Regions from separate parts of the Homo sapiens genome. Here region 1 is linked to region 2. Evidence: chromatin contacts called from ENCODE Hi-C data. All regions are on one chromosome and are shown on one strand. Each heading gives the region's core, a stretch centred on a gene start or an enhancer-like site at or near the end of the contact. The rest is flanking DNA. Distances are from core to core; before and after follow the strand shown.

Region 1 (5,804 bases), core at 2,931-5,430, 250 kb before region 2:
AGGGGCTGATGGCAGAAGTTGATCCGTGGCCTCCTGAAACCCGGAGTCATGAGGAGAATCAGACTCGGAGTGAGGAGCTGATGGTGACAGAGAGCAAGGAACAGTGGGTTCCAGCAGAGCACCGGCTTCTGAATGTCATCCTGCAGGCCCTGAGATGGGCAGTTCTGTCCATAAAAAAGAGGAATTTTATGTGTGCCTCATAATGCAACAGAAGAGGAATAAAATGTGCATTTTTTAAAAGTTGAGGTAAGTGTGTCTTGATGGGATTCTCTTGTGTGTCTTGATGGAATGTCCTTCCACCAGTAATAGCCCAGGACCTTCCAAAGCCCACTTTCAGTGGAGTCCACTCCGGGAGCCGTTACCCTCCTCCAGGAGCCTGTGGCCTTGCCTCTTGGATCCCCCAGACCCCAGAGCTCCTCTCATCCAGGCCCAGGCCACTGGCTTTTAATCTGTAGGCTTTGTGTCTTGGGCTTCCTTCCTTTCCTGAAACAAGTGTCCTCCCAGAGCCTGGCCCAGAGGAGCAAATCATTGTCAACAAAATGCTCAGTGGCCGGCCATAGGAGCTGACTTCCATGAATCACAGCAGATAATTTAAAAATATCCTGGCAGTTAAGTTTGATATGTCGAGCTCAGGAGACTCTCTGAAAGGTTACCCAAGTTTCTCCAACTTTCATGCCAGAAAACATTCTGAGTGCCAAGAATATGAACTCGAATAGAGCAACACAAGTACTAAGTAAAAATGGCAAATGGGGCTAAAAGGTAAAATAATCTCTGTGTAACAGAGCAAGATTGGGATTAGAGATCTGTATGCAGGTATAATTTCCATCCCTGTCCTTTAGTCTTTATTCTTAATTTCCTTCTTTTAGAAGGGGAAAATTAGTCATTGAGTCTTACGGATCTACTTATAGTGTGTTATGCTTATGTCAGGAATGTCGTAACATGAAGGACTCATTACTTTTGTATTTTTAATTCCCTAAATTGTGAAATGTCTTCTAAAGAGTAAAGACTATATAAACATATTGTACATTTTAAAGAATATTAATAATAATAATTAACGCAAATAATTCCTATAGAATTCCCCACACAATACCCTTAAATATCTCTGCACACCTTTCCCCAGGTGTTCTAGATGCCTCCTCCTCTCCCACCCCAGAGGACCCCTGCTTGGGATTTCATGTTAATCACATTCCTTTGCTTTATAGTCTAATCTCAGACATCCACTCTTCAAAACAATGCATTGCTTAGTTGCTTAGTGGAGCCTACTGTGAAATTTATGTACATGGAATTACAATGTGTCCACCATTCTGAAACTGACTTTTTATTCAGGCAATAGTATGTGTTTGAAACATTGTAACTTGTTGATGTAACTGTAGTTTATTAATTTCTCTGGTTTGGTCTTATGATTTTTCTTAAGCCTGCAGATGTGGTGAGTTCATTTACTGGTATTGCTCTATGATATTTCATGTGCGAAGAAGATACCACAACCTGTTTATTAATTGTACTCCCGAGGGAGTGCTGGCTGTTGCCTTCCCTCCTTGGTTTCCAGTGGGCAGAGAGCCATTCTGCACAGCTGGCCGTCTCCCAAGCACATGGGCACTTGTCTCTTTTGGGTGGAATGACTGTGTTGTAGAGTCTGTATATGCTCTGTTCTGTTAAATTTTGTCAAATTGATTTTCCAGGTGGTTGGGCCACGTTACCTTCCAGTTGGAAGTGTAGGGGGGTTTCCACTGCTCCACATCCTCACCAATGCTTGGTTTCTTATTTTTTATATTTTGCCAGTTTGATGGTTCAAAGGGGCACTGGATCGTGGTTCTAGTTTACATTTCTCTGGTACTGACGAGCCCCTTGGGGATAACTGGAGAGACGCTGAGTGACAGCGGTGGTCAGAACTGGATTCTGTAGGACGGGGTGGGGAGGAGTAGAAGGCTGCAGTGGCGGGGGGTGGGGCAGACGTGGGTCTGGCGCACATTCTTTCTGCTTTTTTCTCATTTGTATTGGTTCCAAGTTCAGTCTCAGAAGAATCACATCAATTCTGACTTGTAATTCTAGAGATCTCTATTTTCCAGAAATTTTCTATGAGAATCTTTGAAGCTTGAGGGCTGTGATTTTTCTCCAGGATGAAGGTTAAACCCTGTAAATGTGCAGAACGTTCTCCTAACAACCCATTCCAGTAAATGGTGCATGACAGGTGTGTAGGGCACTGTGGGTGAGGCTGAAGCATCACCCCAGATGCAGGGGTACATTCCTAGGAGCACAGACATGTGAACATGCTTCACCCTCCACATCTGACCCTGGGACTCACCCACTTCTCTCTACTCCCACTGCTCCCCTGGTCAGATGGCCCATTAGAAGGCTCAGGGAATGGTACCTTACTTTCATATAAAGCTGCCTTTACTGAATTTGCATATATTAATGATAGTATTCCAGCTTGACTGAAGCTGGGTGTGAGGTTTGTGTCTCATGGAATTGTTCTGGGAACTTCCCAGAAGGCATGTGAACTCTCTGACAACATTATAGGTACTCAATAAAGAGTAGCTAGTATCAATTTGCCATGTCTAATTGAACAAATACTATGACTAATTAACATGCTAAATGCAGGAGGTATGGTGATAAATAAAACAGTGCCTTGTCCCCTGAAGCTTACATTCTACTAGGGGAGACAGCTGCACACGTGAAACATATGAAGACATAAGGCAGTTTCAGATAGTGGCCCTTCCAACAGGGAGAGCCAGGTGGCAGAGTGAAAAGGAGAGGAGACAGAGCATTCCAGACAGAGGCAGAAATACCTGCAAATGCTCCCTGGTTATGAGCTCTGTGTGTTCTGGCAACAAGAGAAGTCAGGCAACTGCAGTGATGGTGAAGGTTAAAGGTCATAGAGATGTGAGGCTCCACCAATCCCAGGTGTGGGCCAAGGCACAGAGAGGGGAATGCTCTCTGTTTGTGTCTTATATCAGCATTTTGTGATAGGGTTCAAAGTTATACTCTCTGAGGGCTCCCACTTCCAGATCTAACAATACGGTAGATGCTGGGGAGGCTTAGGGTCTTCCTTGCTCCAACCCAGCCTGGGCAGGAAGAAACTTTTGATGCCTGCCATGGGGCAACATTAGCAGCCTCAGCTCACTCCAGCTCTTGTCCGGTATCTCTACTTGCATCCCATCAGTGGGACCCCAAACAGCTCTGGGGACCCCAGGGTGCAGGAACGATGCCCATCATCATGCTGGGCACCATGCTGTGCTATGGAGACCCTGTTGTCACAGAAGTAAACCATTGCCCAGTGGAGGAGGCCTACCCCTTTCCTCTTCCTGTACCATCACTCAGTGTCTGTGGTCCCCACCCCTGGCCTGGGGTTCCAGTGAGTCGTGGGTAATACTGGGCACACATTTATGAGTGTTTCTTACATGTGAATGCCATATGTGCCCCAGTGGAAAAAAAAATAAGGACTCATTTAAGTTTTTTATTATTTGGATCTTTTCCTGACACCTGAATGATGAGCATTGGAATGTTCTCACCAAATTTGTGTTATATAAGGACTACTTCTTGAATGTAAGATTTCAAAGGATGCTGAATTAGAACTTTGGCAATAGCAAAATACTTTTTTCCAAACCATCCCAAACTCTCCATGGATGGTGGCTTGTTTCCAATTTGGAATGGCTTCAGTTGAAGATGTTTTTTGCATTGGTCTTTGTGTTCACAGTCCCTGGTGAAGGGGCTGATAGGCTTAAAAGCAGCATTTGGGGAGAGAGAGAGACACACACAGAAGGAGAGAGGTAGGAGGGAGAGAGGCAGAGCGAGCAAGAGAGAGCTGTACTGTGTTCTTTCTCAGAAAGTACCTGGCAGGCTGGAAGCAGCTCATGTGCCAATATTTGAAAACTATAAATAGAGTCCTTTGGGATTGGCTTACATGAATTGGTAGGAATGCCAAGCTTGGGAAGCTGCTGGGGCATGGTGGGGGGAGAGCAGGGAACAGTGTGCTATTCCTAGGACAGGTAACGCCTCTCTTTAGTGTAGTGGGGAGGGCCCTAGGCGGACTGCAGAGAGGAGGAGCTGAGGTACAGGTGCACTGTCAGGTCAGACATGTGAGCAAGTTGGTGAGAAAATTCATTTGTTCAGCTTCATACTTGGGAAGCAGCTGTAGCATTCAGGGTGGGAATTCTCAGTCCTGCTGCAGCTGCAGCACTCAGGGAAGGACTCTGGGGCCGGGCTGGGACAGGGCTGAGCAGGGAGCTGGATTGAGGGAAGTTTGAAATCACGGATCTAGCTAACTCTTCTAATTTGATGATGGGGAGACTGAGGCTTGGCCCTTTGTTCTTTTTCCTGCACCACTGCCAATCTTTCATGGGGTAAAGACCAATTTTAATGCAGTTCACTGAGATTCTTCTGCCCATCTGTGGAGGAGGTTGGTTGGGGGGCCTGGACACAGGAAGACTGCCGTCCTCAGCTCCCCTAAAAGCCACTGCAGCACGGGATGCCTGGACTGGCTTCTCTCCAGCTTCATCTCAGAAGATAAAATGTCAAACTCAGAGCTATCCCACGCTTGTCAAAATGCGTCGCAAAGAAAACTCACGGAGACAAGCACCTAGGCATTTGCTAGTGTTCAATACTGTTCATTTGGTCCCAGCCTTAAGCCACATCATCAGAGTGCTCTGGGGACCACATGGCTTTCTTTTATTGCAGTACTTTTCCTGAATGCTCCTAAAATGTAATGTACATTGCAGGGACATTCTAAGACAGAGCCCTGTAAAATGCATGACTTTGCTCGCCATGAGGACATCGGTGAGGCTGTCCTTGACTACGCTACATCATGATCTCTGTATAAAGACCTCAGGGAGAAACCTCTGACCTCTCTTTGACTTGCTGTGTTTCTCCTTGGGCAGCCAGCTAACCTTTATACTGCAGACTCAGGAAATGGTGCCACTGATTCCGTGTCCCTTGATGCACTGGTTATACAATCTCACAGCCCAATATGCCCCCTCTTCTCTGCAAGTGCATGGTTATACCTACTTGTGGTCTTCATCCTTTTTTTTCCTTCCTGGCCATTGTGAGTCTGTCCATCTATGTGAGAGCTCTGGGTTCATCCTGAGCCATCCTGGTGAGGACGGAGAGTGTTTGGAGCTTAGGTCCCACCACCAACCTTCTTCCCTTTCTTTCTCTCTTTTTCTTCCTTGCGACCCTTCTAGCATCTCACTTCCTTCCTTGCCTAAGAATCTCATCCTCTAACTGCCTCTGACTCACTCTGGGATGATCAAGCATCTTTGGGATCTAATAGTCCAAGGTCCCAGTCCCAGTTCTATTGCTTATTACTTGGGTAACTCTGTATTTGTGGTTTAGCCTCGCTGAGCCTTAACTTTCTGCCAAATGAGGTAGACATAACCCTACTGAGGGCTAACACAGGGGAAAGCCGTAACCATGGCTGATCCATTATGGTTGCATCAGAAAAGCCAATTTCCTTGTCAATCAATGCCAAAAGCACTCCCTTCTGCATTAATCAGACCCCATCTGCCCTGCAATTTGTTTCTTAGAATTCAGAACAAAACAAAACGAAGCACAGAAGCCTCTGGCCATCCCCTTCATCCAGCAGATGGCAGTCTCTGATCAGGAATCTCTTGGCCTAGCTGCCATGGGAAACTGCTGCCCTATAGAGGATTTGTCCAAGAAAACCCAAATAAAGAAATATTATATATTATTTTCTACGAAGAACTTGTGTAATGAAGAGGAAACACTTTCTCCCAAGCAACTGATGTGGATTTCTCTTAGGTTTCTGCAAAATGCAGGTGATAACCCTTGAGGTCGCACGCTTTGTTTTC
Region 2 (6,645 bases), core at 3,905-6,404:
CTGCCCTCTCTCCCCAGCTCTGTCTATCTTTGTCTCTCTCCACGTGATCTCTTCACACATTCTTTACACATCACAGCCTCTGTGTAGCTGGGCTTACATTGTGGCTACAGGCTCCAAGATCATGTCCCAAGAGGAGCTACTCCTTATCTCTTAAAGTTTTTTACATGGTTTTAATCTCTGTCACATTCATCGCACATGACACTTTATTTAGCTTTATTATTTAATTACTTGTTTTATTACTCATTTCACATAATTTATATTTCTTAACCAATTTATAAGGAGTTGATATGGCTATTTTGGTCATTTGTTGAAGGTTTTTTGCTTGTTTATTTTTGTCCTTTTCAATTTCACTAATTATATTTATATTTATAAATACTGATACTTTTTACTAAAGATTATAGAATAAATATAATACCCTCTTGAATCTATTGAAGTATTTTATGCATCTATTAATATATTTATTAATCTATTATGTACTTAAATATTTCACCAAGTTTTACTGGTTGAGTTGATTTTCCTTATTTAATACTTTTATGTTGATTCTTGATTTTTTTCTTTTTATTTGGATATAGGAAATTAGTTTGAGGAGGCCATGTGAGTGAATTTCTACAGCATAAAAGAAATCACTGATCATCTGTGAGTAAGCACACTTTTTGCTGCTTCTGGGATGGAAGGAGAGGGTATGATTTTGGGGATGGTGGGGTGGAGCACAACATCAAGCATGTTTTTCCGATTTCTTGGGTAACATGGCTTCTGGCTGTTAAAAGCTCCAGTTTCCTCTTTTATGCTGCTTCTGGTATCAAAAATATACTACTTCATACCTAAGACTTATGCTCTCTAAATGTGGTGGGTAGCGTAGTGGGAATGGGGGGCAGGACCATCTCCAAGCAAAACACCTGTTTCTCTATCCCACACTCCATCATATCCTCAACTCCTGTTTCCATGACCTACTAATGGTTAATCCACTAACACTGTGTAGCTGAATATGGTTATCTTCTCTATCAGTTTGTTTTCACACTGCTGAATATGGTTATCTTCTCTATCAGTTCATTTTCACACTGCATACCAAAGACTGGTTAATTTATAAAGAAAAAGAGGTTTCATGGACACACAGTTCCACGTGGCTGGACGGCCTCACAATCATGGCAGAAGGTGAAAGGCATGTCTTACATGGTGGCAGGCAGGGGAGAATGAGAGAACCAAGTGAAAGGGGAAACATCTTATAAAATCATCAGATCTTGTGAGACTTATTCACTACCACGGGAACAGTATGGGGGAAACCGCCCCCAGGATTCAATTATCTCCCACTGGGTCCCTCCCACAACACGTGGGAATTATGGGAGCTACAATTCAAGATGAGATTTGGGTGGGGACACAGCCAAACCATATTATCTTCCTTCATTAACATTACTCCTCCAAAAACATACACGAGTAATGGGAACATTAGTTTAATATCCTCCACCTTTATGGATAGGGACATTTGTTTTTCTTTCCTTTCTGTATCCCTGACATGTAGACATCATCCAACGGTGTGCACTCAACAATCCTACACTAAATAAATGAATGCACGTAAGAATAAATAGATAATATCTAAAGAAGTTTTTTTTTAAACTTGGTATAGGTTCAATACAACTTTTAATAAAGATTTATCAAACCCACAAAATGAAATAATTACTTGCATTTGACTAGAGCTTTTTCATTTTAATTCACAGAAAATTACATACATAACATAGCACAGTTTTCCTGTTACATTCTCCTTCCCTTCTCAAAAGAATGTTGGTGAGAAGCCTTAAGTAAGAAGTGGTTCGTGTTCTAGAGCAGATGGGGCTCCTTTGAGCCTGTGCCTGTCGGGTTCTGACATAGAACTGGGTGTCTATGCTTTTCTTAAGTCTCTATCCTTTTGCAGAGTGTAAATTACTCTTTCAGCTTCTTGTGAATTGTAAATTCAATTTCTAAATACAATTTGTCTCTTATTCTGTATAAGAAAGTTAGTTTTTATTTAGTACACTGCAAAATAACAGTTAGTACTGGAGATCATTCTCCCATATGTTCTTGTTTGGTCTGCCAACTCTTATTAAGGGAGAGTAATATCTTGACGGTGTCCCAAATCAAATTTTCCTACATTGAATGGTCAGTATTATTGACATTTCCTCTTCCATACCCTGCAAGACACACCCACTTACCTTATTTTAAGAGTATCACTCTTTTGTCATTTGATCAATTTTATGTGGGCCACACCAGACATAAGTAAGCACTGTTGGAAGATACCAGGAAATATAAGTGTGAATACAGTCGTGCATTGCTTAACAATGGGGATACATTCTAAGAAATTAAAATTGCACTATTAGGCAATTTTGTCTTGTGTGAACATCATAGACTGTACTTACCCAAACCCAGATGGTAGAGCTTACTACACAGCTAGGCTATATGTATAGCCTGTTTCTCCTAGGCTGCAAACCTGTGCAGCATGTCACTGAACTTGATACCGTAGACGAGTATACACAATGGTTCCATACTTTTGTATCTAAAGATATCTAAACATCAAAAAAGTAAAGTAAAAATAGAGGATAAAATATTTTTTAAAAGGGTGCATATATATGGAGAACTTACCATGAATGGAGTTTGTAGAACTGGAAGTTGCCCTGGGTAAGTCAGTGAGTGAGTGGTGAGTGAATATGAAAGCCCAGTGAGTCAATTACTCAACACTATGATAGATTTTATGAACACTGTGCATTTAGGCTACACTGAATTTACAAAAGAGTATTTTTTCTTTCTTCAGTAACAAAGTAATTTTAGCCTACTGCAACATTTTACTTTATAAACTTTTAAATTATTTAAACTTTTTGGCTCTTTTGCAATAACACGTAGCTTAAAATAAAAACACATTATATACCTGCTACAAAAACATATTCTTTCTTTATGTCCTTATTCTATAGGCATGTATCTATTTTTATTTTTCTTACTTTTTAAACATTTTTGTCCAAAACTAAGACAGAAGCACATAAATTAGCTTAGGGTTACACAGGGTCAGGATCATCAATATCAGTCTTCCATCTCCACAGCTTGTCCCACTGGGAGGTCTTCAGGAGTAATAACGTGCATGGAGCTGCCATCTCCTATGATGACAATGTCTAAGACCTGCCTGAGGTTGTTTTACAGTTAACTTTTTTTATGAGTATAAAAATACAATAAAAATATCAACAAGAATATAGTATGCTAAATGCATAAAGTGGTAACATAGTCACTTATTATCTTACCAAGTAATATATTCTGTACATAATTGTATGCACTATACTTTTAAACAACTGGCAGCATAGTAGTTTTGTTTACACCAGCATCACCACAAACACCCGGGTAATGCATTGCACTATGATATCACTAGGCAGTAGGAATTTTTCAGCTTCATTATAATCTTATGAGACAGCTGTTGAATACACAGCCTGTTGTTGATGGAAACACCATTGTGTGGTGCATGACTCTATGCTTTAGATTTGGCCCTCATGGAATAGACCACTGCAAGGTCAATGCTAGAGAGAACTCCTTTGCAGGAGAGAGAAATATGGTGGAGTAGAGGAACAGGGGAGTTCTGTGGATGACCTCTTTCATCTGGGCTTTGGAAGATGGGAAAAGCTTGGTCATACAGAGATTTGGACTAAACGTTTCATGAAGAGGAAGCAGATTACGAAATAATTACACAGAGGTCAGTAGTTCAACTGTTTCACCTAGAAACTAAGGTGGAAATTATACAGAAGTTAGTCTTTTCTATACTGGGCCCAAGAAAGTGAGCAAGGGCAATATGTTTTTGTTTGTTTTTTAGCATCTTTACAAGTTTTTTCCATCTGGTTTGTCTCAATTATCTTTACAAAATTCCTTGATCTGTAGATATAATTGTTATAATATTGTAATAATATTATCCTTCTATTATATTATAATTTATCTGTAGTTACATTATTTGATTTATCCCTATTGTATTCCATGCTTGTTTGGTTCCAATACTCAATAATAGCTTATAACTGAAATGTCAATTTAATCCTACAAACATTTAAAGAGTATCCAATACCTAGGTAATTATCCTGTTTTACAGGTGAGTCGATCTAAGCTATACTTATATGATTAAAAATAATTAGTTTGAGTTGTCTTTTGCTCTAATTGCTCCTTACTTCACTCGAAGTTCTTATTGCTCAGCTGCAGAGTATTGTGTAAGCACAGCAGGGAACTTTTATTTTGACTCTGTGTTAATGTAAAAATTATGCTTAATAATACAAGGAAGAATGATTCCAGGGTGTTTAGCCATGTGTTGCAATGGTCATTATTTCCTTCCAGTATACTTATCTCTGAACCGATCATTTTATTGGCTCTTTGGTTATAAATGTTTTCAGGAAGTGCTTTCTGAAACAATAAATACCTCTCTGTCCCATTATCCAAAAATTCCCTGCATTTCATGCCTACATTCAATTTTGGCTACACACGGAAAAAAATAAATAAATAAATAAAAGTAGCTTTTGTTAATCAGGCCTACAAACTAAAACCTAAAATTTTGGAATTAAAAACTAATAATTTGATAATTTTTTAAAAGGAATGTTGGAGAATGTTTAGTTCCAACTCTCACTTTAGTGGAGTCTGTAAGAAACAAATAATTATTATTTCTAGAAAGAATAACAATGTCTTTATCTGTATAGCCTACAATGTGCTTCAACGCTTTAACTTGTGTGTTCATCCTGAAGTGGGTGCTCTTGTCCTCATTTTAGAAAGGAGGAAATGAGTCTTGGAGAGGGTAGGGGACTTGTACCAAGTATAGGAGCAAGGAAAAAAGTGAAGTGACTCAATCACAGTGAGCCCTCTTCACAAATCCAGTGTTGTTCCCACTGCCCATCAACTGAGAAGCTGCTTTTCCTCTTAAAAACAAAATAAACGTAGAAACAAAGAAACAAAAATCCTCTCTTCTACTCTGGATTCAGATGACAGTCGTATTTTGCTCAAGAATATTGAGCAATCATAAATGAGTTTTCTCCCCTCCACACTGGAGATAAACCACAACTTATTATAACAAAACTGGTCACTGCTCTTGCCAAAGTATTTCATCAGCTTCTGGCATGCGTTATATCTTGATACACTTATCCAGCATGATGGCTGGCGTGATCCTCTGCCTATTTAGTATGTAGGCTAGTTCAGCAGAGGATTTAATGACAGGAGATTTTTCTTTGGCTCCAGGGATCGGCATGCACAGACAGGACCCTGTGTGAATTCCCCAGCATGTGATGATAAGATACTTCCAGTCTGCCAGCATCAAGCAGCTTCATTAATTAAAAACACATTGCGTGTTATCACTAAAGATTGATTTTTCTAGGAAGAATTACCCTTTGGCATTTATGATGAGCATGAAGAAGAACAGATAATACAATTACTGACAGGACTTTCCTCATTTTAGGACAGCAAATATTTAAGATTAGGATTAAGATTTCAGGAGAGACAGCCTTTGTGATTATTCTGCAAAGGAAATATTTGGGACTGCTGTTTTCGTTTTGTTTAGGCTGACCCTGGGAAGTAAACATTTGCTCAGCCATACTGAGTATCTGTGATTTAATGGGATATGGGCCCTAAACATATTTTAGTACTTCACCCCTTTATGCTTAAAACAAAACAGTGCAAAATAAACAATAAATGGACTAATAAAAAGTTTATATAGCTGCCAAGTGCTGAAAAAAGTCTGGTGAAGTCAAGTTATCTGTTTGAAGGAGATTACTGATATTTTCAGCAAGAAGGGCAGTGTTGTGAGAGTGTCTGGCCCTCATGGCACCAATGTAGAATGATGATGCAGGAGAATCTGGGTTCCAAAGCCACACAAGGAACCATTTATATTTTTGTCCAGCACGATGTAGATATTCCCAATATCCCATCAAGTGGTTGCGTAGTCCCTGTTTAAATTCCTTTGCAGACCTCATTATTTTACAAAATCTGTGATTAAACTAGAAGAGCTCAAATTGATAGGAAATCCTCCTAGAGTGGAAGTGATACTTTTTTACTTCCTGCTGTGACACATCAAAACTTTTCTATTTGAAACTTCTACATGTTGGACCTAAGTTTTCTCCTTTCTTACACTAAATGTCCTCCATGAAGTCTGCTACTTGCCACTTAAATTATCCAGGATCTCCTGGGTCTTGGACCCCTGCAACATCCAGGATCACCTCTAAACACATGGCAGTTTGCAGTGACTCAAAGTCAAGCACAGTAATCCAATGGCAAGTGCAACAAAACATCGTATCCTTAGGTTTCCACTATTCATTTACATTAAAGCTGCCTATGTTGAGTTTAGATGTTTAGGCAGAGCTTTCACGGGTATGTCATTTTTGAGTTGATGATGTAGCCTATGATGGCTTTTCTTCCATGAACTGCTGTTTAAATAAGTTCCCTTCTGCTTGGGTCTAGTTGAAGTGAGAGAATCAAAGGTAGATGTTTTTACCCCATGAAACACTGCCTCACTAGTTTCAGCCTTTTCTTTCAGCCACTTAACATCTCTAAAAATCTAACTTTACAATCCTTTGCTTTATTGACACAGCCTTGCTCTATGGCCTCTGTTTACCTATCTTTTACGTCCTATTGAAGATATTAGTGGGCGAATGTTCCTAGTAGATAGAGCTACCCCTT

Evidence for each region. A loop is a pair of places that touch in the nucleus more often than their neighbours do. Pooled maps may share reads with other maps.
Region 1: a map of IMR-90 shows a loop between it and region 2 (4-fold over the local background). The contact joins two enhancer-like sites. A Hi-C loop is called at or near these places in 3 of 168 maps with a recorded cell type or tissue (Caco-2, GM12878 and IMR-90), 8 of 37 single-sample maps with no recorded cell type and 7 of 50 pooled maps.

Annotation. Positions count from the first base shown.
Region 1 is chr7:47,180,172-47,185,975 of GRCh38, reverse strand. No RefSeq gene overlaps it. Among named protein-coding and RNA genes, the nearest start is that of SNORD151, 280 kb to the left of the region's middle. Within about 2 kb of position 4,180, at least 6 of the 41 ENCODE cell types and tissues checked have a DNase peak (open chromatin) inside an H3K27ac peak, as active enhancers do.
Region 2 is chr7:46,931,425-46,938,069 of GRCh38, reverse strand. LOC124901626 (a long non-coding RNA gene) reads left to right here and starts at 573. Exons shown (of 2, transcript XR_007060316.1): 1 at 573-636. Within about 2 kb of position 5,154, at least 10 of the 41 ENCODE cell types and tissues checked have a DNase peak (open chromatin) inside an H3K27ac peak, as active enhancers do.